2 separate regions of the Homo sapiens genome follow, and region 1 is linked to region 2. Evidence: chromatin loops called from intact Hi-C (ENCODE). Cell type or tissue: MCF 10A. All regions are shown on one strand. Each heading gives the region's core, and the rest is flanking DNA. Links, peaks and the distances in the headings are about the cores only.

Region 1 (14,815 bases), core at 4,685-12,684, 170 kb after region 2:
GCTGCAAAGTGTGTTCTTTTGTTTTGTTTTGTTTTTTGAGACCAAGTCTGCCTCTGTTGCCCAGGCTGGAGTGCAGCGATGTGATCTTGGCTCACTGCAACCTTGAACTCCCAGGCTCCAGCAACCCTCCCACCTCAGCCTCCCAAGTAGCTGGGACTACAGGCACACGCCACCATGCCCAGCTAATTTTTGTTGTTGTTGTTATTGTTGTTGTTTTGTAGAGACGGGTTTTCGCCCCGTTGGCCAGGCTGGTCTCGAACTCCTGGGCTCCAATGATCTGCCTGCCTTGACCTCCTAAAGTATTAGGATTACAGGCGTGAGCCACTGTGCCTGGCCCAAAGTGTATTCTGGATGTGTCCCTAGAAGGAAAGGGAAACAGCTGGAGTTATCATCTGGTCGTTCTCTGCACAAGCACCATCCAGGCCCTGAGGATTTCTGACTGGGCACTTATGGGTCCAACTTCCTTCCTCAACTTCACATCCGTGTTTCTAGAAATCTGCCAGTCATCTCACGCTTCGTGTCCTCAACAGAACCTGATCCTTTTCCCTCTGAGCTGGCTTCTCCTTCTGTGCTCACTCCCAGTTAATAGTCCATCATTCACTCCAGTGCCCAAACTGGAAGCCCCAGGAATGCCCATGGCCCTCCCAGTCCCTCAGCCCCATAATGCAACACTCTCCTAGCAGATATCATTGCCTCCTCTTCTCCGTAGCCTGCCACAGCCTCAGCGCAGGTTCTAGTATTCGTCTTGTTCCTTGTCTCAATAACCAGAACCATCCCTGAAGCTTGCTCACAATTGTCTGAGTTCAGCTTCTTCAAAATCTCTTTTAACTAAATTGCTCCCCCATATTAACTCTTGCTGTCCCAAAGGACACGAACACATCACCTGAGGTCACCCATCATGCAGTGGCAGAGCTCAGATGGGAACTTTGGCTTATGAGCCTTCACAGGCCTCACTCTCCCATTCTTTGCAGGATAAAGCACCAGGAAGCACAAAGAAAATTCTTTGCATAGCAGAAACTCTCAAATGGTAGAAAGTGAGCAACCCCATTTCCACACACTCAGAGAAGAATTTTGCAGTGGGCTGAGCAGTTTTGCTCTGTGGGAACACAGCATATACCTCTCATGGGTTCTCTGTTTCCTTTTTTTTTTTTTTTGAGACAGAGTCTTACTCTGTCACCCAGGCTGGAGTACAGTTGCATAGTCTCAGCTCACTGCAACCTCTGCCTCCTGGGTTCGAGCGATTCTCCTGCCTCAGCCTCCTGAGTAGCTGGGACTACAGGCGTTCACCACTACTCCCGGCTCATTTTTGTATTTTCAGTAGAGATGGGGTTTCACAGTGCTGGCCAGGCTGGTCTTGAACTCCTGACCTCAGGTGATCCGCCTGCCTTGGCCTCCCAAAGTGCTGGGATTATAGGTGTGAGCCACCACACCCGCTGTTTCCTTTTTTTGAGACAGGGCTCCACTCTGTCTCGCAGGCTAAAGTGCAGTGGTACAATCATAGTTCACTGCAGCCTCAAACTCCCAGGCTCAAGTGATCTCCTGCCTCACCCTCCCGAGTAGTTGGGACTGCAGGCATATGCGCCACCACGCCTGGCGAATTTTTTTTTTTTTAATAGGGTCTTTTTCTGTTGTCCAGGGTGGAGTGCAATGGCATGATCTCAGCTCACTGCAACCTCTGCCTCCTGGGTTCAAGTGATTCTCCTGCCTCGGCCTCCCAAGTAGCTGGGATTACAGGCACGCACCAACACGCCTGGCTAATTTTTGTATTTTTGGTAGAGATGGGGTTTCACCACGTTGGCCAGGCTGGTCTGGAGTTTCTGACCTCAGGTGCTCCACCTGCCTTGGCCTCTCAAAGTGCTGGGATTATAGGCATGAGCCACAGCACCCTGCGAAGAGATTCTTCCTCTAGGACAAAGCCCCCCCCTCCAAAGACCCCTGAGGGTCACTGCAGGGCCACTCCTCTTCCCTCCCCTTCCTAATGGTATAGCAGCCATTCTGTGGGACAAAAAGAAGACAAACTGAGGTAGGTCCTCCTGGGAGTCTGGGACTGGTCCTTGGGGCTGCCTGGGTGACCCCCTACCCAATTCTGTTTCCCTGGCACTCCCTACCACCCTCTACTGCTCCTTGTGACACCGTCCTTCTGTAAGATCATCTTCTCTTTTACACGTTTGCTTATTCATTACCTGTCTCTTCTACCTGGAGGTAAGGAACCAAATTAGACTGGCAACACCGCCTCTTGTTCTCCTCTATTTCCAGCATCCAGAAAAGTGTCTGGCTTATCCTTGGTGCTCCATAAATTTTTACTGAATGAATGAATAAATGAATTCATGAATGAACAGGATGGCTAGTGAGACTCTGACGGCCTCCTGCTTCCCCCACACTGTGGAAGGTGGGGCTCCCCAAGCCTGCACTCCTACCTGAGATGCCAGTCTCTTTGTCTACTTTAGACACCAGGTTCCAAAGACCCTGTGCTCTCAGATACCTTTTATGTCTAAAGCAGAGGCCCTACCCCAGCACTCCCCATCTCAGTAGACAGTAACTCCATTTACCCACTTGTTCAAATTCAAAATGTCAGTCATCCTTGGCCGGGCGCGGTGGCTCATGCCTATAATCTCAGCACCTTGGGAGGCCAAGGCGGGCGGATCACCTGAGGTCAGGAGTTTAAGACCAGCCTGGCCAACATGGTGAAACCCCCTCTCTACTAAAACACACAAAAATTAGCCAGGCGTGGTGGCGCGCACCTGTAATCCCAGTTACTTGTGAGGCTGAAGCAGGAGAACCACTTGAACCCAGGAGGAGGAGGAGGACGTAGTGAGCCAAGATTGCACCACTGCACTCCAGCCTGCGTGACAGAGTGAGACTCCATTTCAAAAAAAAAAATAGTGTCAGTCATTCTTGACTCCTACCTCCCTTTCCTCCAATGCACTGGCGAATCCTATTTGGGCCCCCTTCAATGTACATCCTGAATCTGACCACCATGGCGACCACGAACTCTCACCTTGACGATGGCAATACCCTCCTAAGGGGACTCCCCACTTCCCTTCTTCCTCTTCTCCAACCCAGGTTCTGTCTGCACATGGAGTGGCCTATTGGAAATATCATTCAGATTGCCTCACCTCCCTGCCTGCGACCCACTAACAGTCCTCTCTCTTCTTTGCTCACTCTGTTCCAGCCACTGAAACTATCCCCACAGGGTTAACAAGAATCACATGTCAGGTTCTGGACAGAAATAGAGTTATAATTAAGCTTTAATTTGGCTGCTTTCTGACCCACTTCCTTGTTGCTGAGATTCACATAGCACTAGATATTGACCACTTGCCTCCCCATTGTCCCTACACATAGGATTTCTTTTTCTTTTTTTTTTTTCTTTGAGATGCAGTTTCACTCTTGTTGCCCAGGCTGGAGTGCAGTGGCGCGATCTCGGCTCACTGCAACCTCTGCCTCCGGGGTTCATGTGATTCTCCTACCTCAGCCTCCCGAGTAGATGGGAGAATCACTTGAACCCAACAGGCAGAGATTGCAGTGAGCCGAGGTCGCACCACTGCACTCCAGCCTGGACGACAGAGAGAGACTCTGTCTCGAAAAAAAAAAAAAAGAAAAAAAAACAAAACAAAACTTTAAAAGGGCAGGGCCTTCGTCTACTTTATGTGCAGCTGCCTCACAGTGTCTAGAACAGGGCCTGCACACTGCAGGTGCTCCACAAATGTTTGCTGAATGAAAATGGGATGGTGGCTGGTGGAGAGAGTTACTGATGGTGGCAGGTCGCTGTGCAGGAGGAGGCCTGGGATTTGGAGCTCAGATCAAGGGGCTGTAATCATGTGTGCAAGGGCCCCAGTGCTTTACTCCCTGTGTCTTTACCGTGTGCATCTACCATCCTGGTGCCCTCCCACTCAGACTCTGGGCTCAGCCACGTGCTTGCTGTGGCCAGCAGGATGTTAGCAGACCGGAGGCAGGCAGAAGAGGGCTTAGCATCTCCATCTGTTCTTGCCCTGAGCTCCACTATGAGAACATGCCCGGGCAGGCCTGCTGAAGGATGAGAGACCCATGGATATGTGAGGAAAGAACATTCCGGGCCAAGGGAACGGGCAGTGCAAAGGCCCTCCTTCCAGATAGGGGCTTGCCTGGTGTACTTGAGAAGGAGCACAGGGCCAGTGGGGCTACAGCCAAGTGAGAGAGGGGACCACGTTGCAGGAGCTCCTGGGATCCAGACTGTGGAGGGCTTTGTAGACCATTGCAAGACTTAGGCACTTACTCTAAGCAAAATGAGAAGCAGAGGCCTGGCAAGCTCTGACTTCCATGCTAAAAGGATCACTTTATTGCTGAGAAAGAAGAGATATGGGGGCGGTGCAGAAGCAGGGAGACCAGTGGGAATGGGAGGGGATATTGCAATAATCAGACTAGGGTGGCCGCAGCGGAGGTGGGGAGAAGAGGTTGGATCTGACTATGCTGTGAGGTCGGATCTCAGAGGATGGGGTGGGGGTCAGTGAGAGGAGGTGAGGGGTTCTGAGCTGAAGAACACCAAGGCTCAGCCTGGCCCTGCCTGATGGCCCCACCCAGAAATCCCCAGCTCCCTCTGCTCCCGCTGCATTGGCCCTTGTTTTCATCCCCCGAACACATTCCCCTCTCTCCTGCCTCAGAGGTCTCGGTACTTGCCACTGCCTCTTTCCCCTCGCTCTTGGCCTGGCTAAATCCATCATTTGGGTCACAGCTTAAATGTTCTTCCAGAGGCCTTCCCGGGACCCCCACCCACCCCACCCCTATGAATTGTCTTCTCTGCCATCCTCCCTCCTCCTACCCTGTTCTTTCCCTTTCCAGTGCTCCTTTTAATCACGTACGTAATCCTGTGGTTATTGGTTTAACGTCTGCTCCATTAGATCACCAGGGAGCAGGGCCCGACAGGCTGTGTGGGGTCAAGTCCCTGTTATTCCCATCTAGACCTGTGTGAACTGGGGAAAGCTAGTAAACCACTGGGCCTCAGTCTCTTCCTTGGAAAAATGGCAGTAAGGCCCAAGGCAATCCTCCAGGTAGAGCGCTGAGCTCAGTGCCTGGCCCACTGTTCAGTACATGTTAGCTACTATGGGGGCCATGGAAAGGAGGCCAATGTATTTATCTGGAAGCGCTCAGGCTGTTCAGATGACTTCACTGTATTTGGCAAGCTCTCCGAGTGGCATAAACAAACAGCACTCTGAGTAGACTGCTCAAATGAGGCAGGTTTGAAACTGCCTCTTGGCAAATGCACATTCAGGGAAATTAGAGAGATGTGTGCATTTGCTGATTTTAGTTGCTTGTCATCCAAATACCAATCGAGAGGGGAGGATACAAATCTCAAGATGGGCTGGAGGCAGTGTTCCCCCTATGGAAGCCTAAGGGGGCCAAAGATCCAATTCCTGCAGGGGGTGCTTGGGAACTCAGCCTTGGTTCATCCTGCCTAGGACTTTGACACTGACTGAGGGTTATTGAGAAGCTGGGACCATTGAGGTGTCACTCCTCTAATGTTGGGGTCCCAGCTGCCACCATCAAAGGGCAGTGATGGTTGTGAGGTTGGCATGATTGTCCTCATAAGACCCTCCCTGTGATTCTGCCTCCCAGCCTTCTGGGTTCCTGCCCAATTTGTCAGGCTGGTTCCAGTTTACCCTGTGACTCTATGAACCATCCATCATCATTCCAGAAAATTATTTTTGGGCTATAGTTAACCAGGGTTGTTTTCTATTGTTTACAACCAGGATCGTCTCCCCTCCCAGAAGGGGCTGAGTACCAACCCTCAGAAAACCTCATCCACCACCTTGGCTCTGCCCTACTCATTACTGGGAGCATAAACTTCCCTAGGGTGCTATGGGGCGGGCATGTGTCAGTCTGTACTAGGAGTACCCTGAAAACAGGGCAAAAGATGTGCCAAGCTAGATTAGGAAATGTTAACCAGGCTTCTTTCTCTAGCATGTCATACCGCCCCGCCCCAATGCAGGTGGCAGCAAGGATGTCCTTGGGGCAGGAATGTTTCAGAAGAAATGAAGAGAAGCCAGTGGAGCTAGGTCTTGGATACTAGCTTCAAAGTTGAGGTCCTTGCCTCAGTAAAAACACTGATCACACGATGGCTCTCTCCTCCCCACTCCAGCCCTGTTGTCTGGGCTGCAGTAGGGGCACTGCAGAGCTCAGGGAGTAGAGGGGCGCAGTGGTGAAGGCACTTCCTGGTGAAGGCACTGAGGTACCATCTCCCAGAACACCCTCATGTCTCTACACGTAAGGAGACATGCTGCTGTGGCTTGTCTGGGCAGAGAGGGCCTGAGACAAACCCCTCCCCACAGTTTCCCATTGAAGTGGCTGAGAGAGGGTTCTGGGACCACATGAAGCTCAGGATCAGGATGGTATAACAAGGAGGCCAGGTGGGCCGCGGGCCCTCATGGTGAATGCTGATGGGATGGACACGGGCAGTAATGAATCCAGTGAGAACGGAAATCAGCAAATGATGCCCGATAGGGCCAGAGACCATCTTTACAGATACCAGCAGAGAAAACGAGAACGACCAAGATCAGAGCCCTCTCCCTGCTGACACCATTAGCTGGGACCCCAGGGCAAAGGGGGAGGCAAAAACTTAGAATTGACTGAAGAGGCCAGGCGTGGTAGCTCACACCTGTAGTCCCAGCACTTTGGGAGGCCAAGGCGGGTGGATCACAAGGTCAAGAGTTGGAATCGAGCCTGGCCAACATGGTGAAACCATGTCTCTACTAAGAATACAAAAATTAGCCAGGTATGGTGACACATGCCTGTAATCCCAGCTACTCGGGAGGCTGAGGCAGGAGAATCACTTGATCCCAGGAGGCAGAGGTTGCAGTGAGCAGAGATCGCACCACTGCATTCCAGCCTGGGTGACAGAGCAAGACTCCGTCGCAGAAAAAAAAGAATTGACTGAGGAAACCCTGAATTCTGTAATAAAAATGTTTCCACATCGTGCAACATGGGAAATGGAGGTGGAAATCCAAGTCAATTATAGAAAATAGAAACATTCACACTTCTGACTTTGTAACCCATGAAGCTTGTGCCCCTACAAGGAGATCTCACCCCCATGTAACCTGGGTGCCAACCCATTACCTAAGAAAACAGACAGGCCTGGAGAGCTTTAGGGAGAGTTGTGGAGGGACGGACTTTGAACTCTTGTAAAGTGACTTGCTTTTATTAGGCACCTACTGTATACCAGGCACATTGCTGAACACTATATATTATTTATTTTTCTTTTTTCTTTTCTTTTCTTTTTCTTTTTCTTTTTGGACAGTCTCACTCTGTTGCCCAGGCTGGAGTGCAGTGGTGCCATCTCAGCTCACTGCAACCTCCATCTCCCAGGTTCAGGTGATTCTCGTGCCTCAGGCTCCCGAACTATATATTATTTCTTTCTGTTTTTGTTTGTTTTGTTTTGTTTTTGAGACAGGGTCTCACTTGGTTGCCCAGGTTGGAGTGCAGTGGTGCGGTCTCAGCTCACTGCAAGCTCAGCCTCTGGAGTAACTGGGATCATAGGTATGTGTCACAACGCCTGGCTAATTTTTGTATTTTCACTAGAGACGGTGTTTCGCCATGTTGCCCAGGCTGGTCTCAAACTGCTGGCCTCAAGTGATCCGCCCGCCTTGGTCTCCCAAATTGCTGGGATTACAGGCATGAGCCACCATGCCCAGCCTACATATTCTTTCTAAGTGAGGTGGAAATTATTATTTTCTTTTTGCAGACAAGAAAACTACAACACAGTTGCTGAATGAGGGAGCCAGGGTGCATTGGGCTGATTTCCCACAGGACAGTTTATGGACTCCTTGGATAACCAGGAATACTGCTCTGCGGCTTTACACCCAAAGGTGGTGCTGGGAGAGATGGGAGACCAGGGAGGGACTGAATTAAAAATGCAGGTTCTTGGAGGAAGCTCAGGCAGGAGTGGGGCGGCCCCTGGTGGACACACGGAGAATGGCAACTCGGTGGTGCGGACCTGCCCTGCCCAGTGGCCTTGCATGGGAATGGCAGGGAAGGAAAGGGGCAGGCTCAAGAGGAGGTATTGAGAGGGGCTCCCATGTTGGAGCTCAGTCCTGGGACAGCAAAGGCTACTCCTGGGGCGCGGGGGCGGTATGGGAAGGGGCATTTCATGAGGACAGGCAAGAGGAAGGAAGCTGACCTTCACTGAGCGTTGACTATGCTCACAAGATACAGGTGGGAAATGATATCGACTTTTAAAACGGGCCCGCTGGGCGCGGTGGCTCATGTCTGTAATCCCAGCACTTTGGGAGGCCGAGGTGGGCAGATCACTTGAGGTCAGGAGTTCGAGACCAGCCTGGCCAGCATGGTGAAACCCCATCTCTACTAAAAATGCAAACAAATTAGTGGGGCATCATGGCACATGCCTGTAATCCCAGCTACCTGGGAGGCTGAGGCAGGAGAATCGCTTGAACCCGGAAGGCAGAGGTTGCAGTGAGCCAAGTTCCCACCACTGCGCTCCAGCCTGGGCGACAGACCAAGACTCCATCGCAAAAAAAAAAAAAAAAAAAAAAAAAAAAAAAAAAAGGGCAAAGATATCCAGGCACATGCGAACCAAAAGAAAACCAAGGTCATGACATGAAGCTCAAAAAATTATATGAAACACGACGGATCTCTTTGTACTGCTAAAAGGGAAAGACCCCAGAAAATAAAACGTGCACCAAGTAACATAATGTAAAACACATAGGCCGGGCGCGGTGGCTCACGCCTGTAATCCCAGCACTTTGGGAGGCCAAGGCGGGCGTCACGAGGTCAGGAGATCAAGACCATCCTGGCTAACACGGTGAAACCCGGTCTCTACTAAAAATACAAAAAATTAGCCGGGAGTGGTGGCAGGTGCCTGTAGTCCCAGCTACCTGGGAGGCTGAGGCAGGAGAATGGCGTGAACCCGGGAGGCGGAGCTTGCAGTGAGCCGAGATGGAGCCACTGCACTCCAGCCTGGGCAACAGAGCGAGACTCTGTCTCAAAAAAAAAAAAAAAAAAAAAAAAAAAAGTGCACATCAAGAAAGTGAAGAGACAATCCACAGAATGGGAGAAAATATTCATAAATCATATACCTGATCAGGGACTTGTAACCAGAATATGTAAAAAGGCTCTTACAACTCAATAAGAAGACAACCCAATTTTAAAATAGGCAAAGGCCAGGCTCGGTGGCTCATGCCTGTAATCCCAGCACTTTGGGAGGTCAAGGCAGGCAGAACACTTGACGTCAGGAGTCCTAGACAGCCTGGCCAACATGGTGAAACCCCATCTCTACTAAAAATACAAAAATTAGCCTGACACAGTGGCACGAGCCTGTAATCCCAGCTATTCGAGAGGCTGAAGCGGGAGGATCACTTCAGCCCGGAAGGCGGAGGTTGCAGTGAGCCAAGATCACATCACTGCGCTTCAGCCTGGGCGACAGAGTGAGACTCCGTCTCAAATAAAATAAAATAAAATAAAATAAAATAAAATAAAATAAAATAAAATAAAATAGGCAAATGATTTGAATAGATGTTTCTCTAAAGAAGACATGCAAATGGCCAATAAACACAAGAAGAGATGTTCAACATCACTAGTCATTAGGGAAATGCAAATCAAAACCAAAATAAGATACCACTTCACACTCACTGGTATAGCTACAGTTTAAAAGACAAATAAAAAATAGACCTTCTCAATCCCCCTGTCTCTGTGAACTTCCGCTGGGAAAAGCGATGCACTGGCGAAAGCCGTGTGAGGGGGGCCTTTGGCTCCAGAGAGACGGCGCGAGAGCCCCAGTGGGAACCACCCGGAGACCCAGAAGATCGAATTCGCCACTGCGCTGCGCGGCCGCCACACTCGCCGGGATCGGCCGGGTTTGAAGACGCGCCATGGAAGCCAGAGGGGTCTGACGATGGGGACCTCTCGGAGCGTCGTCGCCCTGCTACTGCGCCTTGGCGGCCGCGCTCCATCTGGAGGCTTCCTCGTGACGCATACGCAGCCTGGCCGCCAAGAAGACCGTCGCCTGCCTGGGACAGCCACCCTGGACACCCAGAAGCCAGGAGATTTCCAGTGAGGCCCTTCGCTTCCTTATCTTTTGCCCAAGAACTGGGTTTCCGTAATGCGTCCGCTCTGTTCCCATGCCACCCAAGAGGCTGTGGCTGAGCAGCGCTTCTGACACATTGCTCTCTTTAGTCTGTTCTCGCAATAAAATCCAACGCCAGTGCAAAATAATAATAATAATAATAAACATAGGGCCAGGCACGGTGGCTTACGCCTGTAATCCCAGCACTTTGGGAGGCTGAGGCGGGCGGATCACGAGGTTAAGAGTTCCAGACCAGCCTGGCCAACATAGTGAAACCCGGTCTCTACTAAAAATACAAAAAATTAGCCGGGCATGGTGGCACGCCCCTGTAATCCCAGCTACTCGGGAGGCTGAGGCAGGAGAATCGCTTTGAACCCAGGAGGCAGAGCTTGCAGAGAGCAAAGATTGCACCATTGCACTCCAGCCTGGGCAACAGAGCAAGACTCCGTCTCAAATAATAATAATAATAATTAATAAAGGCCAGGCATGGTGGATCACACCTGTAATCCCAGCACTTTGGGAGGCTGAGGCAGGTGGATCACTTGAGATCAGGAGTCCAAGACCAGCCTGGCCAACATGGCGAAACTCTGTCTCTACTAAAAATACAAAAAAAATTAGCCAGGCATGGTGGCACACGCCTGTAATCCTAGCTACTTGGAAGCCTGAGGCACAAGAATCACTTGAACCCGGGAGGCAGAGATTGCGGTGAACCGAGATTGTGCCACTGCACTCCAGCCGGGGTGACAGTGAGACTGTCTCAAAAAAAACAAACAAACACATAGTGAACCCCCATCTCTACTAAAAATACAAAAAAAAATTACCGGGCATGGTGGCGGGCGCCTGTAGTCCCAGCTACTTGGGAGAGAGGCAGGAGAATCGCTTGAACCCAGGAGGCAGAGGTTGCAGTGAGCTGAGATCACGCCACTGCATTCCAGCTAGGGGCACAGAGTGAAACTGTGTCTCAAAAAAAAAAAAACCCACAAAACATATACACAGAATTTTTTTTTTTTTTTTTGAGATAAGATCTTGCTCTGTTGCCTAGGCTGGAGTGCAGTGGTGAGATCTCGGTTCACCGCAGCCTACACCTCCTGGGCCCAAGCGATCTTTCCACCTTAGTCTCCCAAGCAGCTGGGACTATAGGCCTGTTTTTGTTGTTGTTGTTGTTTATTTGAGGCAAGGTCTCATTTTGTCACCCAGCTGGGAGGGTAGTGGCACCATCACGGCTCACTGAAGCCTCAACCTCCTCCTAGGCTCAAGCGATCGTCCCATCTCAGCCTCTTGAGTAGCTAAGACTAAAGGCGCAACCAACATACCTGGGTAATTTTTCTTTTTTTTTCTTTCTTTTTTTTTTTTTTTTTAAATAGACAGAGTCTCACTGCCTTGCCCAGGCTGGTCTTGAACTCCTGGGCTCAAGCAATCCTCCCAACTCAGCCTCCCAAAGTGCTAGGATTACAAGCATGAACCACCGTGCCCAGCCAGAAAAACTCTAAAATGCATAGAAAAATAGACAAATAGAAACACCTCTCAGCCCGTATCAGATACTTTTAAAACAAAACAATAAGGTTCCTCAGAAGTTCATGTCATAATCAATGGCTCCAGCTTTACAAGGGCCACAAACTTATATTGCAAACCAGCCACATGCCAGGTATTGTTCAAAGCCCTGGGGACACAACTGGGGGGAAAATCTCTGTTCCTGTGTAGCTCACATTCTACAACAAATATTCACTCAACAAGTATGGGGCATCCTTCTGTTCCAGGCACTGTTCTGACCTATGTGCTGGGCACACATCATTAAACAAATGATGATAATGTAAGGTTTACAGATATTTACAAAAATCGACCCGGAGTAAGAAGGAAATCTCTATAAGTTTAGAGCAGCCTAGGCAACATGGTGAGACCCTGTCTCTACAAAAAAAAATAAAACATAAACTAGCCAAGCATGCTGGCATGGGCCTGTAGTCCTAGCTACTTGGAAGGCTGAGATGAGAGTGTCACTTGAGCCCAGGAGATCAAGCCTGCAGCAGGCCATCATCACATCACTGCACTCCAGCCTGGGCAATAGAGCGAGATCCCATCTCAAAGAAATAATACAGGCCCTATTCTTTGACCACAATTGAAAAAATTAGAAATAGGAAATAAGAAAACAAAAATCCCCAATCACTGAGAAACTTCAAAGCTTCACATATTGTCATAAACAACTTTATCTTCAAAGAGAACGTTCAAACTCCCATTGCAGACTGTTTGGGAAGTGAGTTTATATTCATGTGAAACATACACATACGTCGTAACTATGTGATACTAGTTATTCCAAGTGCACTGCCAAAGTTAGGGCCAGAAGGGGTTCCTTGTGGTCATTACTGTTATTTGACATTTTTTGTAGAAGGAACAGTCTATACAATTATACAAGAGAACAAGACAAGAAGTGCTATTGCTTACAAACCACATCAGATTGGCAAAGATTAGGGTGGCAGTTCCTACCATCAACAAACATGGAGTGAAACGGCTCCGTCATGCGCCGTCCATAGAGGCTCAGCTTGGTCCCAGCGTGCTCTTGCCTCAGTCCTGAAGCTTCTTGTAGAAACACACAAGTGCTCAGGGAGTCAAGGGCCTGGAAACAATTGTGCATCAAAGAGAAATTAGCTAAAAGAAATTCCACAGCCACACTCTGGAATACTCTTATGCCGCCAATAAAAGAGGTAGATTGATATAAACCCACGGTTCTCCACTGGAGGCGATTTTGCCCTCCAGAGGACATTTGACAACATCTGGAGACATTCTTTATTATTTGCAGTGGGGTGGGAAGGTGTTAGTTGCATCTTGTGGGTAGAAGCCAGGGATGCTCCTCAACATCTTGCCATACACAGCACAGCTCCCCTCCAACAAAGAATGATCCGGCATCAAATATCAGTAGTGGGCCCAATGCAGTGGCTCACACCTGTAATCCCAGCACTTTGGGAGGCTGAGATGGGCAGATCACCAAAGGCCAGGAGTTCCACACCAGCCTGGCCAATATGGTGAAACCCCGTCGCCACTAAAAATGCAAAAATTAGTTGGGTGTAGTGGTGCACACCTGTAGTCCCAGCTACTCTGAAGGCTGAGGTGGGAGAATCACTTGAACCCGGGAGGTGGAGGTTGCAGTGAGCTGAGATTGTGCCACTGCACTCCAACCTAGGCGACAGAGTGAGACTCCATCTCAAAAAAACACAAAAATAAAAAAAACAAACAAAAAAAAACACACAAATATCAGTAGTATCCAAGTTGAGAAACCCTGGTATAATGTAACATGGAGATATATACACAATGAATTGTTAATAAAAAAGTAAGTTCGGAACCCAACTTATACCATGACCCCATATTTTTTCTTAATATACCTGTACTGGTATATACCTAGAAAAAATATTAGAAAGTTCATATCAAACTGCTCATACATTCATCATTCTTTCATTCATTCAACAAATATGGGCACCATTGTGTCTCAGGAACTGTTCTGACCTATGTGCTGGGCACACATCATTAAACAAAACAGACAAGGCTCATGCTTTTCTGGGAACCATTGTGTCTTAGTGGGAGACGCCTGGGAGGGGTGTCTTATTTTAGGGGGCTATAACAAGATACCATCAACTGGTGCCTTAAACAACAGGCATTTTTTTTTAATAAATTTTTTTTAGATAGGGTCTTGCTCTGTCACCCAGGCTGGAGTGCAGTGTTGCCAACATGGCAAACATGGCACACTGCAGCCTCGACCTCCTGGTTCAGGCAATCCTCCCACCTCAGCCTCCTGAGTAGCTGGATCACAGGCACACACCAGCACACCTGGCTAATTTTTTTTTTTTTTTTTTTTTTTTGAGAAGGAGTCTCACTCTGTCGCCAGGCTGGAGTGCAGTGGCACGATCTTGGCTCACTGCAGCCTCGGCCTGCCGGGTTCAAGTGATTCTCTTGCCTCAGCCTCCCGAGTAGCTGGGATTACAGGCATGTGTCACCATACCTGGCTAATTTTTGTATTCTTAGTAGAGACGGGGTTTCACCATGTTGGCCAGGATGGTCTCGATCTCTTGATCTCACGATCCACCTGCCTCGGCCTCCCAAAGTGCTGGGATTACAGGCCTGAGCCACTGCACCCGGCCAACAAACATTTATTTCTCAAGGTTCTGAACGCTAAGAAGTACAAGATCAAGGCTCTGGCAGATCCCATGTCTACTGAGTGTTCTCTTTCTGGCTTGCAGATGGCCATTTTCTTGCTGTGCCCTCACATGGTGCAGAGACACAGGGGAAGCAAGCTCTCTCCTGTCTCTTCTTCTTCTTCTTCTTTTTTTTTTAAATTATTTTGAGACATGATCACAGTCTGTTGCACAGGCTAGAGTGCAGTGGCAGCTCACTGCCACCTCCACCTCCTTAGCTCAAGCGATCCTCCTGACTCAGCCTCCCAAGTAGCTGGGACTACAGGTGAGCACCATCACACCTGGCTAATTTTTATGTTTTTCTTAAAGACGGGGGTTTCACCATGTTGCCCAGGCTGTCTCTCTCTTCTTAGAAGGAAACTCATAGCTGCTGGGCACGGTAGCTCACACCTGTAATCCCAGCACTCTGGAAGGCCGAAGTGGGCAGATCATCTGAGGTCGGAAGTTCCAGAACAGCCTGACCAACATGGAGAAACCCCGTCTCTACTAAAAATACAAAAATTAGCTGGACGTAGTGGCGTGCACCTGTAGTCCCAGATACTCAGGATGCTGAGACAGGAGAATTGCTGGAACCTGGGAGACAGAGGTT
Region 2 (14,496 bases), core at 6,497-14,496:
AAGCTTAAAGGAAATATTTTATTTCCTATTAGTCTGTATTCACGTGTCAGGGCTATTTCCTGATTTTTTTTTTTTTTTCTAGAAAAAGCCATAACCATTTAGTTGTTATCATGCCTAGCTTGCATTTGCATAACATCTGATAGTTTTTTCTGAAGTATTTAGCCTATAAATTCATAGTTGATCTTCATGGAAACCCCCTTTTTAGAGTGTTACAGCTTTCAGATGATCCAGAGGCCTAACCACAGATGTGGCCTTGCCCACTGGTAAAGAGGTCCGACTGAGACAAGTAAAGGCTCAGGTGCCTCAGTGGGCGGTACAACAACTGAACACTGGAGGCTACTGCAGGTGTGTTGGGACAAGTGCCACATCTCAAATCAGGAGACTTGGGTTTGAATCCTGGATCTCCTGTTTCCCAGTTTTGTGACCCTTCAGTCACAGTTTCCTTACTGTCAGAAGAGTAACACCCCCAAGGGTTCTTGCCACCTGGCCCTGCTAGGCACTCAGTAGCAGACCTGAGGTTCCTAGATGCCAGGTGTCTGAAGATGACTATGACACTCTCAAGGAGACTGGGCTAGTCAAGGAAAGCAGATGCGGAAATGGTGACGTGATCAAGTGCTGTGGCTGCATATTAGAAGCAGTAGTTGAACAAATGATGTAGGTATGGTATCTACTTTGTAATGTGATAAAAAGAAAAACTGCCTGCAAGTCCTGTTGAATGCAGAATATTCTTATCTCTATTCTATTTACCAGGGTTCCAGGCCATGTCTGTCCTAACAGAACTGTGTTAGGAAGCAGGGGTCGCTTGGGCCTATTGGACCTTCTGGGGAATACTGTTCTCTGTTGTCCCACCCCACCCCCCCCCCATTTTAAGGAAAAGGAGTATCCCGTGAAAATTAAACACAAGATAATTCATACTCTCTTTTGCATCTAAGAGTTAATTTCATTCCTATGCAGGCACATTGAGGGGCATACTGAAGCATGAAAGAGTGGTAAATTTCACATTTTCAGATGTCCTCAAAACATTTATTCAGTATCTGTTGCTCATAATGCTTTATGACAATAATTAAACTCACAGTCACTGCATATAAGTGGGTAGAGCAGATAAAAAGGACCAAATAAGATATTAGCATCATCAGATGTACAATGGTGTGGAACAGTGGCAAGGATGGTCGTATGCTTCTCTACATGATTAAAAAGCTTAGCATCACTCCTTCTAAGCAAGAATGCAAAATTCTGGCTCATATATCACACCAGAGGGGTCTTTGGGAGAAAGGGCTGTCACCTTGGGGTTCCTGAAACATGGCTTTAATGTGAAGTGGGATTAAGATTTTTTGTAGGACGTCTCAGGTACAGAGATACCCAAAGAGACTGGAATGGTGTTTCAGAAACTTGGATTTCCTCATCAGTTGTATTGTCATGATGGTCTCTCATTCACAGGATTGTTGGAAAGAACCAATGAGATCACATAAAGATGTAGTACTCGACAGTTAACAGATACTTGTATGCTTCCCCCACAGAGGCCTCGATTTATTTTCCTGCTATTCTTTCTCATCAAGCTGACTTTCCCCTGCGTTTGGCCAGCCCCAGACAAGTGACAGTGGGTTTGAGTTCCAAATTCAGGAGAGCATTTTCAGCTGTTTGCCTGTTGGTGCATTTTGGCCTGATAGGCTTCTGAGCAAGCAGGCTTTTACTATGTATGCCGTCTACATTTCTGTCTTGGAGAGTTTGCCTGGGGCTGTTCATAAGGAACTAGGAGCAGAAATCTGGCATGTGATTCTTACAGACATCTCAAACGTTGATCCTTCCTGAAGGAGCCTAGCTGGAGAAGAGCAGAAACGGGGCAGATGCCTCTAGGCAGGCCTTGACTGATTTAAAGTCCCAGTCCTGGGCTTCACTCGATTAAGGGTTTATCAGACCTTCCCACCCATATTAAAGCCATGTTTCTGGGACCCCGCAGTGACAGCCGTTTCTTCCCAAAGACCCCTCTGGTGTGTTAAGATGTGAGCTGGAAGTGAGCAACTCAAAAACCAAGTCATGGTAAAGAACTGTAGGTTTTGGGGCCAGGCTCGGTGGCTGGCTCATGCCTATAATCCCAGCACTTTGGGAGGCTAAGGCAGGAGGATCGCCTGAGCTCAGGAGTTCAAGACCAGCCTGGGCAACAAAGTGAGACCCCCATCTCTACAAAAAAATAAATTAAAAAATGTGCCGGGCATAGTGTCACGCACCTATAGTTTCAGCTACTCAGGAGGCTGAGGTGGGAGGATTGTTTGAGCCCAGGAGGTTGAGGCTGCAGTGAACCAAAATCATGCCACTGTACTCCAGCCTGGGCGACAGAGCAAGATCCCGTCTCGAAAAAATAAGAAGTAAAAAGTAAGGCCAGGCATGGTGCCTCACGCCTGTAATCCCAGCACTTTGGGAGGCCAAGGCAGGAGGATTGCTTAAACCCAGGAGTATGAGACCTGCCTGGGCAACATAGCAAAACCTATTTTAAAAAGAAGAAAAAGAACTGTAGATTCTAGTCCCTCCCTACCACTGCTCCATCAAAAGTCATCTCATCTCTCTGAGTCCCCAGTTGTAGTTGTCCTTGGGGACAAGCACGGACTTGGCTTGGATGCCCTGTAAGGCTATGTTCAAGGTGACATCCTTTGAGGGTGGGCCGTCTCTTCCATTGCAACTTGGGTTGTGTGGACTAGCAGCCTTCATGCCCAGCCAGATCCCAATAGTCACAAACGTGCTCAGATCCTTAATGGAGAGAATCATGTAGCCTGCACCACTTGGTACAAACTGCTTTGTTTGACGCACCAGTTTGTCCCGAGGCATCGGGATGAACCCTTCCATGAATGGGAGGAATGTGTCTTAATTAGGAAGAGAGACACTGTTGAGTTCTCTGGGTCCTAGACTTCCTTTGGGTCTTTTCCTTCTTGAACCTTTTGGAAGTCTCCAAAAGGCTACTTTAGGATGGCATTAGAGCCTTCGGGGAGCTTCTCCCAAGGGCCCCTTTGGCAACTAAGGTGAATGGCTGAGAGGTGAAGATGAATTAGGAGGATCCTTGGCTTTCTGCCACCACCCACTCCCAGAGCAGGAAAGGGGTTGGGGAGAGGAAAGCTGCCTTGCTGGGGAGAGACCCAGCTCTGCTCCCTTTTGAACACACGGTGGCGCCATGTTAGTGTTACCTTTCCTCCCTTCCGCTTGCCAGCACCCAGAGCCTACCAGCCCCTCAGCCCTCCTCTTCATCCTCAGTGGGCTGGCGAACCCTGCATGACAGCAGGCCAGACCAAGGAGGGTGCTGCACTACGGAGGGTCAAGTTGTAGAGCCGAGGGAAGCAGTTCACTTTACTAATAATCAACCTGAGACCAAGAGTGGCAGCAGAGGTGGGACTAGAATCTTGACTTCATTCTGTGCATTTTCCACTGGCTGCTCCAGATTCTCATAGCCCTGGGTTCTTCTCAACCCCTTTCCTTTGCCAGGGGCAGGGAAAACAGCTTCTCTCAGCCCCCATCATGCGGCCCATAGCCCAGGGACCCAAGCACCTAAAGCCTGGGACCATTGCTGAGGTCAACAGGGTTGATATGGATGAGAGAAGAATTGACCCAAATGAAAGAAGGGGCCAGGCACGGTGGCTCACGCCTGTAATCCCAGAACTTTGGGACTCCAAGGCAGGCAGATCACCTGAGGTCAGCAGTTCGAGACCAGCCTGGCCAACATGGTGAAACCCCGTCTCTACTAAAAATACAAAAATTAGCCGGGTGTGGTGGTGCACACCTGTAATTCCAGCTATTCTGGGAGGTTGAGGCAGGAGGATCACTTGAACCTGGAAGGCAGAGGTTGCAGTGAGCCGAGATCACACCACCACACTCCAGCCTGGGTGACAGAGCGAGACTCCATCTCAAAAGAAAAAAGAAAAAGAAAAAGTAAAAAAAGGATGAAAGAAGGGAATCTTTAAAAGCATCCACGCTATCAATTTCTAGTCTTTGAAGTTTCAGAAGAATTTCTGCGGCTGCTGCTTCTGAACAAGGCTAAAAGAAATGTCACGGAATCAGCTTAGTGAGTTGCTTCAATGGAAACTTCATCCAAGGCCGATAATAAATAGCAGTTACATAACTCAGCAGGTCACAGCACTAACTAAGCCCTTTGTAGGCCATCAATCCACATTTATTTCCTGGATTTTATAACTGCTGCTGAAAGGGAGAAAAGGAGGGGCTGAGGATTAGGGGGAGAGAATCTGTGTGCCTGGACGAAACCTCCAAGCCTATTTTCCAGCCTCCTCTCCCATACGCCACCTCTGCAGCTAACTCTCAGGGGGACGTGCCGAGTTCCAGCACATCCAGACACTGTGGCTCCATGCCGGGAAACCAGACCCCTGTCCCAGCTGCCCTGAGTAGCCAAGAGCTTTAGGCTGGTCATTTTCTCTCTGTCCTGTTTTCTGTAAAATGACAGTTGGGCTAGATGAGTTCTAGGATGCTTTTCTGCCCCATGATTCTAAACATTAGGACAGAAGAGTGGGTACCATGTTTGTTTCCCTCACTCCCATGCCCCAGTGTTAGCTGCAAGATGCTGTTGGATCCTCTTGATGGAGACGGGGGAAGAGCATGATCCCAGCCAACTGACACATGGCACAGCAAGGGGGCAGGAGGGTCAAGGCTGCCCTGGCTGGGATGGGGAGCTGGGAGTGCACAGAGTAAAGGGCCCTTGCCGCCTCGGCCTCACTGTCCGGACACCCACATGAGCCAGAGCCAGCATGGACTACACAGCTTCCATGGGCACAGGGGAGTCGGCATAGGCCTGGAGGAAGGGGCGCCTAATAGTAGTGTTCACCATTCTCAAGCCTGGGGAGTTTGATGCCCAGGTTCAGGGCTGTTCCAGAATGCTTAGGTGGGTATGAATGCCCAAAACTGCAGCCGACAGGTCCCAGATGCAGCTTCTGTCTCTCGCCTCTGCTGGGGTCATGGGAGACAGCTCCCCCAGTCTTCTCCACCCTTGCCCAGCCTCCTGTGCAGAGCCACAGGCAGATCCTACCAGCTGGGAATGTCCAGTATGAAGCAGGTTGAGGAAGGGAAGGGCCTGGGGAAGAAATTCACTGGGGAAGAGGGAGGATGTCAGAAGATTTGTGGCATCAGGAAATGACAGGAAAGCCGGAGGGGAGTTGGAGTGGCTGGAGAGGTGAGAGTCCCTGGGCAGAGCCTCTGGTGAGCAGCCTTCGGGTCTGGGTCCGGGGCCCCTTTCCTTCAGGGCCCGGCCGGGCAACTTGCGGGGATGGGATAATGCCTTAGGGAGTCCAGGAGCCCCAGCCCAGACTGCCCCTCTTGGGGTGTGAAGCCCCTGCAAGGGCTGAGTGGCAGAAAGCAAGGGTGGCCGCAGCCACTGAGCATCCCTGGGAAGGGATGGGGCTGTATAGAAGGGGCACCTGGGGACAGGTGGGCAGTCACAGTGTCTCAGCCCGCTGGGACTCACAGCAGAGCTCATCTGTAGAAGAGAAGGTAGAGGTCAGATGTTACATGGGAGGAAATTTCCAATAAAGACAAAAGTGCTTCCGCGGAGAGGGGACCTGGAGATTGGGACTCTGCTCATACTCGCTTCGCTGCACGCGGTCACTGTGGTGTCCTTGCATCCCTCTTGCCCCTCCCTCAGCGCTCTGCCCTTCCCCAGTTCCTGCTGCTTCCTCTGCAGGAACAGCTGCATGTCTGGGCTTGTCAGGGAGTCAGCTGCGTCTCCAGACACAGACGCAGGAGGCCCAGCACCACCCCCAGCCTGATGCCGTCACTGAGGTTTGGAAGGTGGTGGTCTCCTCCCTGTTAAACTGAGACCCAGAGAGGGGGAGTGTGTTTTAATTCCCCAGACCCAACAAGTGAGTAGTGCCAGAAAGGGCCCTCGGGGTCCCATCTCTCCAGGCGGCCTCAGGTCAGTTCCCTCCCGCTGTGGTAGCCTCATCAGCTAATTCTGCCTCTGTTGGATCAGCCAGCAAGGCAATGCTCAAGGGGGCTGGGTGGCGACTCCAATTTGGGTGCACCAGCCAGTCCCAGGGGTGAAGGCAGTGACTTATTTGGGAATTATTTTTGTAGAGGAGACACTTGACTCCACGGCTGTTGAGGCTGAAGCTACCCAAGTGACCCCTGAGCTGAGTGGCAGGGAGGGCTGGCGGCTCCTGGACTCAGCTTCACACCACCTCCCAAGGTGTTCTCAGCCATGCCCCTACCTCTGCACAGGGCCACTCCTAAACAAATCCTCCTGCCTCCCTGGAGCTTGAAGGAGGTGCTTTGCCTCCCATCCTCTCCGCAGTCTCCTCTCCCCTCGGGGATTGGTCACGTGGAACCCTGTTGGAGCCTGAGGGGTGAGATGGTGAGTGCCCAGAGGGCAACGGTGGCTGGCTCCTTCCAGAGCCCACTTTTTCTTTCTTTCTTTCTTTCTTTCTTTTTTTTTTTTTGTTTCTTGGGACAGGGTCTCCCCTCTGTCGCCCAGGCTGGAGTGCAGTGACACAATCATAGTTCACTGCAGCCTCAACCTCCCAGGCTGGAGCTATCCACCTACATCAGCCCTCCGGGCAGCTGGGACTACAGGCACACACCACCACACCCAGCTAATTTTTTTTTTATTTTTTGCAGAATCAGTGTTTCGCCATGTTGCCCAGGCTGGTCTCGAACTCCTGAGCTCAAGTGATCCTCCTATCTCAGATTCCCAAAGTGCTGGGATTACAGGTGTGAGCCACCATGCCTGGGTTTTCCTTGTTGATAAATGAGCATGGGATTGTTCTAGAGAAACTGTGCCATGAGCTGGGTGGGACAGGAGCATCAAGATCATTTCAGAAAGTTCTCTCGTGAAAGCCAAAATATGTGCCTACTCCACCTCTGCCCGCTAGCTACCATGTCCCAGGCCAAAAAGTCCTTAGGAGAGGAGAATCCCATGCAACTGTGGAGTGTGTGCTGGGCCCAGTCCTGGGTTCCTCATCCATTGCCTGCCTTAATCCCCAAGGCGGCTGTGGGGCACAGATTTCCCCATTTGACAGGACACCTCAACCAGCGGTTCTCAACCTCACTAGTACTGACATGTGAGGCTGGGTGCTTCTTTGCTGTGTGGCCTGCCCTGTGCATTATAGGATACATAGCAGCATCCTTGGCCTCTGCCCACTAAATGCCGGTAGCATACCCAATTTCTCCAGACATGTTCCTAGGGGGCAAAATCGTCCCTACTTGAGAACCATTGTCGTAGACAGTAAGTGCCAAGGACTCCAGGATGGGCCCTTGTTTGAACCTGGATCATCCAATTCTAAAGCCTGTCCACTTGCTTTTCTTTTCTTTTTTTTTTTTTTTGTGAGACAGAGTCTCACTGTGTTGCCCAGGCTGGAGTGCAGTGGCATGATCTCAGCTCACTGCAACCTCTGCCTCCCAGGTTCAAGTGATTCTCCTGCCTTAGCCTCCCAAGCAGCTGGGGTTACAGGCTCGTGCCACCATGCCTGGCTAATTTTTGTATTTTTAGTAGAGGTGGGGTTTCACCATGTTGGCCAGGCTGGTCTCGAACTCCTGACCTCAGGTGATCCACCTGCCTCGGCCTCCCAAAGTGCTGGGATTATAGGCATGAGCCACCACGCCCAGCCCACTTGCTTTTCTTCCTATTGCCTTTTTGGGAGTAAAATCCTTTTTGAAATCTGATGACAGCTATATGATCCTTATCCTGGAACAAGGCTCCTACCTTCAATTTCAAGGAGTTTGTGGGTACCAGGTGCTCATTCATGGAGAGAATATTAAGGACACCTGCCCACAGGGAAGCAGAACCAGATGGGAAGAGGCTGAATCAGCCTGCCCTCCTTCCTCTGACCCCTGTGTGATCACCCTGTGACTGGGGTGCGGTGTGTGTGGGGAGAGGGAGGTGAAGGCGGGATTGCCAAAGGCAGAGACATCTGCCCTTTTTGGACAGCTGCCATGTGAGCACGCCCCTGTGTGCCCTGAGGTGGGCAGCTGTGCCAGCCCACGTGCCGAGCCTCACTCATCACCTTGCAGATGGGTGGCCCTGACTCAGCTGGCTGGATACCAGCTGTGGTTGTCCCATCCCAGAACATACTTCCTGTGACTGAGTGACCACCACACTTACCCAAGCATACCTGCCCCTGAAAGCAGAGGAAGGGGCCCAGAGGACTCAAGAGCTGGCCTTTTGTTCTGAGTTCTAGAATGCCGTGATGGTGGAGGAGGGGAGTGGAAGAGCTTCAAGATTTCAGGAACTTCCAAGTCCCTGGCTTTGTAGCATGTTGTAAAGACACGTGGGCCTCAGTTTCCCTGCTTATAAAATGAGAGCATTGGACTGGATGATTTCTAATAATCCATACCCATTGAGCATTTCTTTTTTTTTGAGACGGAGTCTCGCTCTGTCACCCAGCCTGGAGTGCAGTGGTACGATCTCAGCTCACTGCAAGCTCCGCCTCCTGGGTTCACGCCATTCTCCTGCCTCAGCCTCCCGAGTAGCTGGGACTACAGGCTCCCGCCACCACGCCCGGCTAATTTTTTTGTATTTTTAGTAGAGATGGAGTTTCGCCATGTTAGCCAGGATGGTCTCGATCTCCTGACCTCGTGATCCGCCTGCCTCGGCCTTCCAAAGTGCTGGGATTACAGGCGTGAGCCACCGCGCCCGGCCCGAGCATTTCTTACGTGATAGGGTCTTCATGTCCATTCTATCATTTAATTCTTTTTTATTTTATTTATTTATTTATTTATTTTTGAGATGGAGTCTGGCTCTGTCGCCCAAGCTGGAGTGCAGTGGCACATCTCAGCTCGCTGCAACCTCCGCCTCCTGGGTTCAAGCGGTTCTCCTGCCTCAGTCTCCGGAGTAGCTGGGACTACAGGCATGGCTAATTTTTGTATTTCTAGTAGAGACGGGGTTTCACTATGTTGGCCAGGCTGGTCTGGAACTCCTGACCTCAGGTGATCCTCCCACCGGGGCCTCCCAAAGTGCTGGGATTACAGGCATGAGCCACCACACCCAGCCTATCATTTAATTCATGCAATGCCCTAGGAGAGAGGGGCTGTGATTATTAGCCTCACATTACAGCTGAGGAAGCTGAGACTCAGAGAGTTTAAGTAACTTGCCCAGGGTCGCGAGGCCAGTAAGTGGAAGAGGGGTGGGTCCCCTGCCCAGGTCTGACCCAGCAGCATCGTTGAGGATGTCAGTGACGCAGGTGAGAGGCTACGAGTGTCCAGGAGAGTAATGCAAGGGTGACCTGCGGAGGGAGGAGGGGCAAGATCAGGCACCCCGCCCAGTGTGGGGAGCGGCTGAAGATGACTCGGAGGTTTGGAGGGTGGCGGTGCTATTAATAGAAATAGGGAAGTCAGGAGGAGGAGCCGGTTTAGGGCTAGAAGATGATGAATTCATTCTTAGGCATGTGGACACGGATTTGCTGACAGTGGGACCTTTAGGCCAAGATCCAGCCACAGTTCAATTAGGAAAAATCAGCACCTACGAAGTACCTCTAAACGCCAGCAACAGCCTTACCAAGATCAAATCCCCAAACCACTCACACGGCAAGGCTTCCCAAGTCACTGGCTGTGGGCTGAGGCTGCAGTGATGAGTCTGCAGCAGCCATGCCCACGGCTCAGGTTCAAGTCCTGCACTGACCACTGGGGGTCACCGCTGGCGCGCAGACCTGGTGCAGCCGTCCAGGGGGTGCCTGCGGCAAGGCCGACCTAGGGGAAGGGGCGCAGTGGGTTTCAGGGAGCCAGGCTCCCCCTCGACAGGGAGGCAGAGATCTCTTCCTCCTCTTACAGGGGTGGGAGGGAGAGAGGCTGGCAACTGCTTCTTCCAGGCTGTCATCTGGCAACAGTTTTCAGGGCAGCCTGATTAACCTTGAATCTAGTTCTGTTGACGTAGCACCAGGGGAAGGGTGAGGGAGCAGAGCCCCCTTCCCTGAGTTGGCAATGAAGCTCTAGGGGCCTGCCTGGGGGACATCGTGTCCGGGGCAACCGGGGCAACCAGGGCCTGCGACCTGGGGCAGTGGAGCCTGGGAGCTGAGTCCCAGCTGTTCCAAGCCTCATGTCTCCCCTGGCATCTGCGTCAGCAGCTCTGCCCTTTGACTTTTAATTCCCAGGAGAGGAGGGTGGAGGCAGTCTTGGCCATCGGGACTAATTATTTGTGATTCGATTCAACCAGCAGTTTATTGGGGTTTGGACTGGCTTCCTGCTCTCCTCTCAGCCTCCCACACCCCAGCTTTATGGCCCTGTTCTCCTTCGGAAGCTGAGAACAGAGAGCAGGAGTGGCTCTGCAGCAGACACCCCGGTTCCTCTTGGTCTCCTGATCTCGGGATGTCCTGTGGGAAGTTAAGCTTATAAAATGCTTTGAGTCCCTAGAGAGAGGTGGCCCCAAGCTCATGCCCAGCCCAGGCCCTGGGCCCTCCTAGGCCGGCCTCCTGTTCTACCTGGGCTTGTTCGGACCTGTCCCCAGGTGGGCCGGGCTGGGCCAGGAGAGGGGCGCCAGCCTCCCAGCTGTCCAGGTTAGGGGGTGCAGGGCTCAGAAGGGATGGGGGTGGAGCAGGCACCGTGGAACCTGCGAGGCTCCCAGGCCCCAGGGCCCCTGTCAGCGTCTACTGTCCCTCTATATTCGGCCACAGCGTTATTGCCATGTCCTCTCGGGACAGGCAGCCAGCCCGACCCATGATGTCTCCTCCAAGGGCCTGGACTATTTTGGAACCAGCCTTGGGGGTGCTGGGGGAGGCCGAGGTGGGGTTTAAGGGAAGATTGCCTCGCGGCTCCCGGTCAGGGATGAGCAGAGGGTGTGTGGCATGGGGAACTGGCCCCTAGGCCCTTCTCAGAATTCCCAGTACAGTTACGTGAATGTTCCTTCTGCTCAGGTTTCCTGGGGATGCCTAGGCTGGGGCCTCAGGGGCTGAGTCTGGGCAAGAACCCAGCCCCTCCTCCCCCCGGGAGAAGCTTCCAGCTGTTTAGATTCATCCCTCAATTAAAAAACATTGCCCCCCTGTGCCAGGTTTCACCCAGAGCCACGTACAAGCTAGCCCAGTGGGTCTCAGCCTTTCGGATTTCTCACATCACTAACATTTCAAAAAAATAAAAAAATTTAGGATCTGACGTCGTCACCAGTTTTGTTTTTGCGACAGAGCCTCGCTGTGTCACCCAGGCTGGAGCGCAGTGGTGCCATCTCAGCTCACTGCAACCCCCGCCTCCTAGGTTTAAGCGACTCCTGTGCCTCAGCTTCTCGAGTAGCTGGAATTACAGGCGTCCGCCACCATACCCAGCTAATTTCTGTATTTTTAGTAGAGATGGGGTTTCACCATGTTGGCCAGGCTGGTCTCAGACTACTGGCCTTAAGCGATCTGTCCACCTCGGCCTCCCAAAGTGCTGGGATTTCAGGCATGAGCCACCACACCAGCTAGTCACCAGTTTTTTTATTTTGCTGAGTTTGAGGTCATTAAAAGGAAATGTCAAAGGAAAGGTCCTTTTGTGCTCACACACACAGACACACACAGACACAGACACACACACACAGACACACACACGATTGAAAATACAAAGCTCAGATAAAAGGACAGTCTTTTGGATTGAGTAAACCTAGCTTTAGTAAAACCTCACTATATTGTCCTTATTTTTCTCATTTTGCTGCTGGCAGATGAGAACATGGCGATGGCTGGCACTGGGCACCGGCTGAGGGACTTGTGCTCCAGGAACTGTTGGTCTTGCCACTCCTCCGCCTGGGCCCAGTGCCAAGGGCAGCCAGCTCTGCTCCGGGGAACCCCTCCCCAGCACGTATCTCCCAATCTCTCATGCACCGGTCACTGCCACTTTTGCTTCTATCTTCCTGTCCTCCATGCCCCTCCCCCAATATTTGCAGGAGGGGGAAGGTGGGGAGCAGGCTTCACACAGCTCCCAGACTAAAGATGGCACCGCTAGCCGATCACTGCAGCCCAGAGTCCACCCATGGGGAAGTCACACGTCGCCCGCTCCTTGGAGGGGGTCTCTGCTGTGGAAGGTGCTGGTCTGGGCAGGGTCAAGAATTCCAGAGTGGCCACCGCTTCCTGGCCATGGGATCTGAGATGAGTCCCAGAACCTCCTTCCTTGAGCTTCAGCTTCTTGTTCTATAAAATGGGCATATTAACTCCTCATCACAGGGCTGGTGCAAGGGTGGTGTGAGTGACAGAATGTTTGTGAAAGTCCTTGCTGAGCTATAAAGCTTAGGTAGGGGTAGTTATTATTACGATGGGAAACTAGTAAATGGCTGAAGAAAGAGCAGCCCAAAAGCTGACCTCAGCCTCTGGGTACGAAGACAGTGCTCACACCCACCCCCAGGTCTGTGATCTGGGGCCCCTCCAGCCCCACAGAGGAGCAACGCCAGCCTGACCCCATGAGTCAGCAATGCCAGGGCTGGACCACGGCATTCTGGAAGTCGGAACTAGGCCTAGTCTGTGTTGGAGACAGGGTCTGCTGTGTTTTTGGAGAGAGGGTCTGCTTCTGTTGACTTGTAGTGGCCCCACTATGTGGTTATTGCAGCCGACGGCCCCTCAAATTGTAGAGAAGTGTGCGAAGGGCCTCCCCAAGGCGGAGCCCCTTTTGGATGGATGGAGGTTTGAGGATTCAAGGTGTTCGCGGAGGATCGGATTTTAAGGGCTGTCCCCGCCCCCGCTGTGTCACTGTGGGGCAGTGTGGGAAACACGCCCACCCATGTTCCTAGTCCAGTTCACCATTCACTCTAGCTGTGTGGCTGCCTCTCCCAGCCTCAGTTTCCTCATCTGTCAAATAGGGACAAGAGGCCTTACCTTCCAGGGCTGTTGTTAGCTTATTGGGACCCCATGCAACAGTCCCTGGAGGGTTTTCAGTCCAAGGGAGCCCCCTGCAGACCCTCCAGGAGGTCCTCCCCACAAAGGGAATCCAGCGGTCCTGAGGAAGCATGAGCCTGGGCTGCCTCCCCACCCAGAGTGGATCCCCCACCCAGCCGGCCTCCAGCGCCCTGCCCCCTCTCCCCACCTGCTCAGTAGTCTGGTCATGAAGTCATTGCCACCTTCCCCAGCCTGCACCCCCACCACCCCTGCCCCCATGCTGACATCCCATTTGGCAAAGAGGTTGGAAAAGCCGCTGACTCTTCCAGACCCTGAGTTCATTGACTGGTCAGGGCGCATCGGCCACAGGCTGACCATGTGGCCAGAGGGGGGTTTGCAGAGTGAGGGAGTGGCCCCTCCAGGCCTTCCTCCCCTGCCTCAAGCCTCCCCCTGACCACTAAGACACTCCTCCAATATCCGCCCACACCCCAACTATACATACCTGACCTACACACATGTGGCCCACCCCCTACACACTTGCTGCAGACACTCCTTACACCCCTCGTAAACACATGCCAAGCACACACTCCCCTGGGCAGCCACCTACCTACTGAGGCACACCCAGCACACCAGACTCCCACACATATGTGTATGTGCCACTCCCTCATACGCTGGTGTGAGCTGTTGGGCACCACCAGCTACCCACGGCCACAGCTACTCCTGGTCCACCATGGCCCAGCCTCTTGGGCTGCATCAGGCAGATGCACCTGGCCTGAGCCAGGCTCTGGTGGGAGGGTCTCTGGCCTGGGGGGGGTCTCTAGATCAGAGGCACAGGCGGCCAGACTTGAAACGCCTCATCTCAGCCAACCCCTTCACTGCTCATTTGTGGAAACTGAGGCCCAGAGAAGGCAAGGAGTGGTCAGGGGCTGGTCACGTCACACAGGCAAACTCCTCCCAAGCGCCTCCAAGTGTCTGAGAGCGTGGCAGAAAGGCGGGCAGCCCAGGCTCCCTCCGCCCTCAATGCGCTCCTCAAATGTCCTGACTCAGTGGGTCCTCTTCCATGAGTTCTTCCAGGATGACGCCCAAGACTGGGTGAGCTTTTCACCCTCTGCCCTGGGTGCAAGGTCATTTGAAGCTAGGCAGGGGGCACACCCACTGTTGGGCCTCAGCCTTCACAGGCTCAGGATGTTAGTGTCTCACATAGCCTTGGCCTTGCTCAGCAAATACCCAGCGCAGGCTGCAGTCCCACAATGCACTACAAGCCTGGCCCTCCCACTCCCTGCCTCAGTCTCCCTCCCTAAGACTCACCCATCAGGGCCCTCAGCAACTGCCTAGACTGTGGCTCCATCATGGGGCCCTAGGCTCCAGGGAAGGACTCTCTTTCCCTTGGACTGTCAGCTCCACAGGATAAGGATTTTTGCCTGGAAAGGTGCCTGGCACCTAGTAGGTGCCTTAAAAAAAAGCTGTTGAGGCTGGGCAACGTGGCTTATGCCTGTAATCCTAGCACTTTGGGAGGCCAAGGTGGATGGATCACAAGGTCAGGAGTTCGAGACCAGCCTGGCCAATATGGTGAAACCCCATCTCTACTAAAAATACAAAAATTAGCCAGGCATGGTGGTGGGCACCTGTAGTCCCAGCTACTCAGGAGGCTGAGGCAGCAGAATTGCTTGAACCCAGGAGGCGGAGGTTGCAGTGAGCTGAGATCACACCACTGCACTCCAGTCTGGGCGACAGAGCAAGACTCCGACTCAAA

Evidence for each region. Peaks named below come from ENCODE experiments on the same cell type or tissue, not always from the same donor. Only the 100,000 strongest peaks of a DNase experiment are listed, where the experiment ranks them.
Region 1: a loop joins it to region 2, with 14 times the contacts of the local background. A loop is called at or near these places in 88 of 110 quality-filtered maps.

The regions. Positions count from the first base shown.
Region 1 is chr17:50,776,447-50,791,261 of GRCh38, reverse strand. No RefSeq gene overlaps it. Among named protein-coding and RNA genes, the nearest start is that of MIR8059, 15 kb to the right of the region's middle. In MCF 10A, for the core only: a CTCF peak has its summit at 7,921 (motif pointing left); a DNase peak (open chromatin) is centred at 7,921.
Region 2 is chr17:50,945,618-50,960,113 of GRCh38, reverse strand. LOC124904029 (a long non-coding RNA gene) reads left to right here and starts at 8,583. Exons shown (of 2, transcript XR_007065849.1): 1 at 8,583-9,161; 2 at 9,362-11,061. RefSeq lists enhancers at 4,860-5,540, 5,541-6,221, 7,933-8,434, 9,075-9,601, 14,483-14,496 and 1 more and a silencer at 9,472-9,766. In MCF 10A, for the core only: a CTCF peak has its summit at 9,615 (motif pointing right); DNase peaks (open chromatin) are centred at 7,903 and 9,293.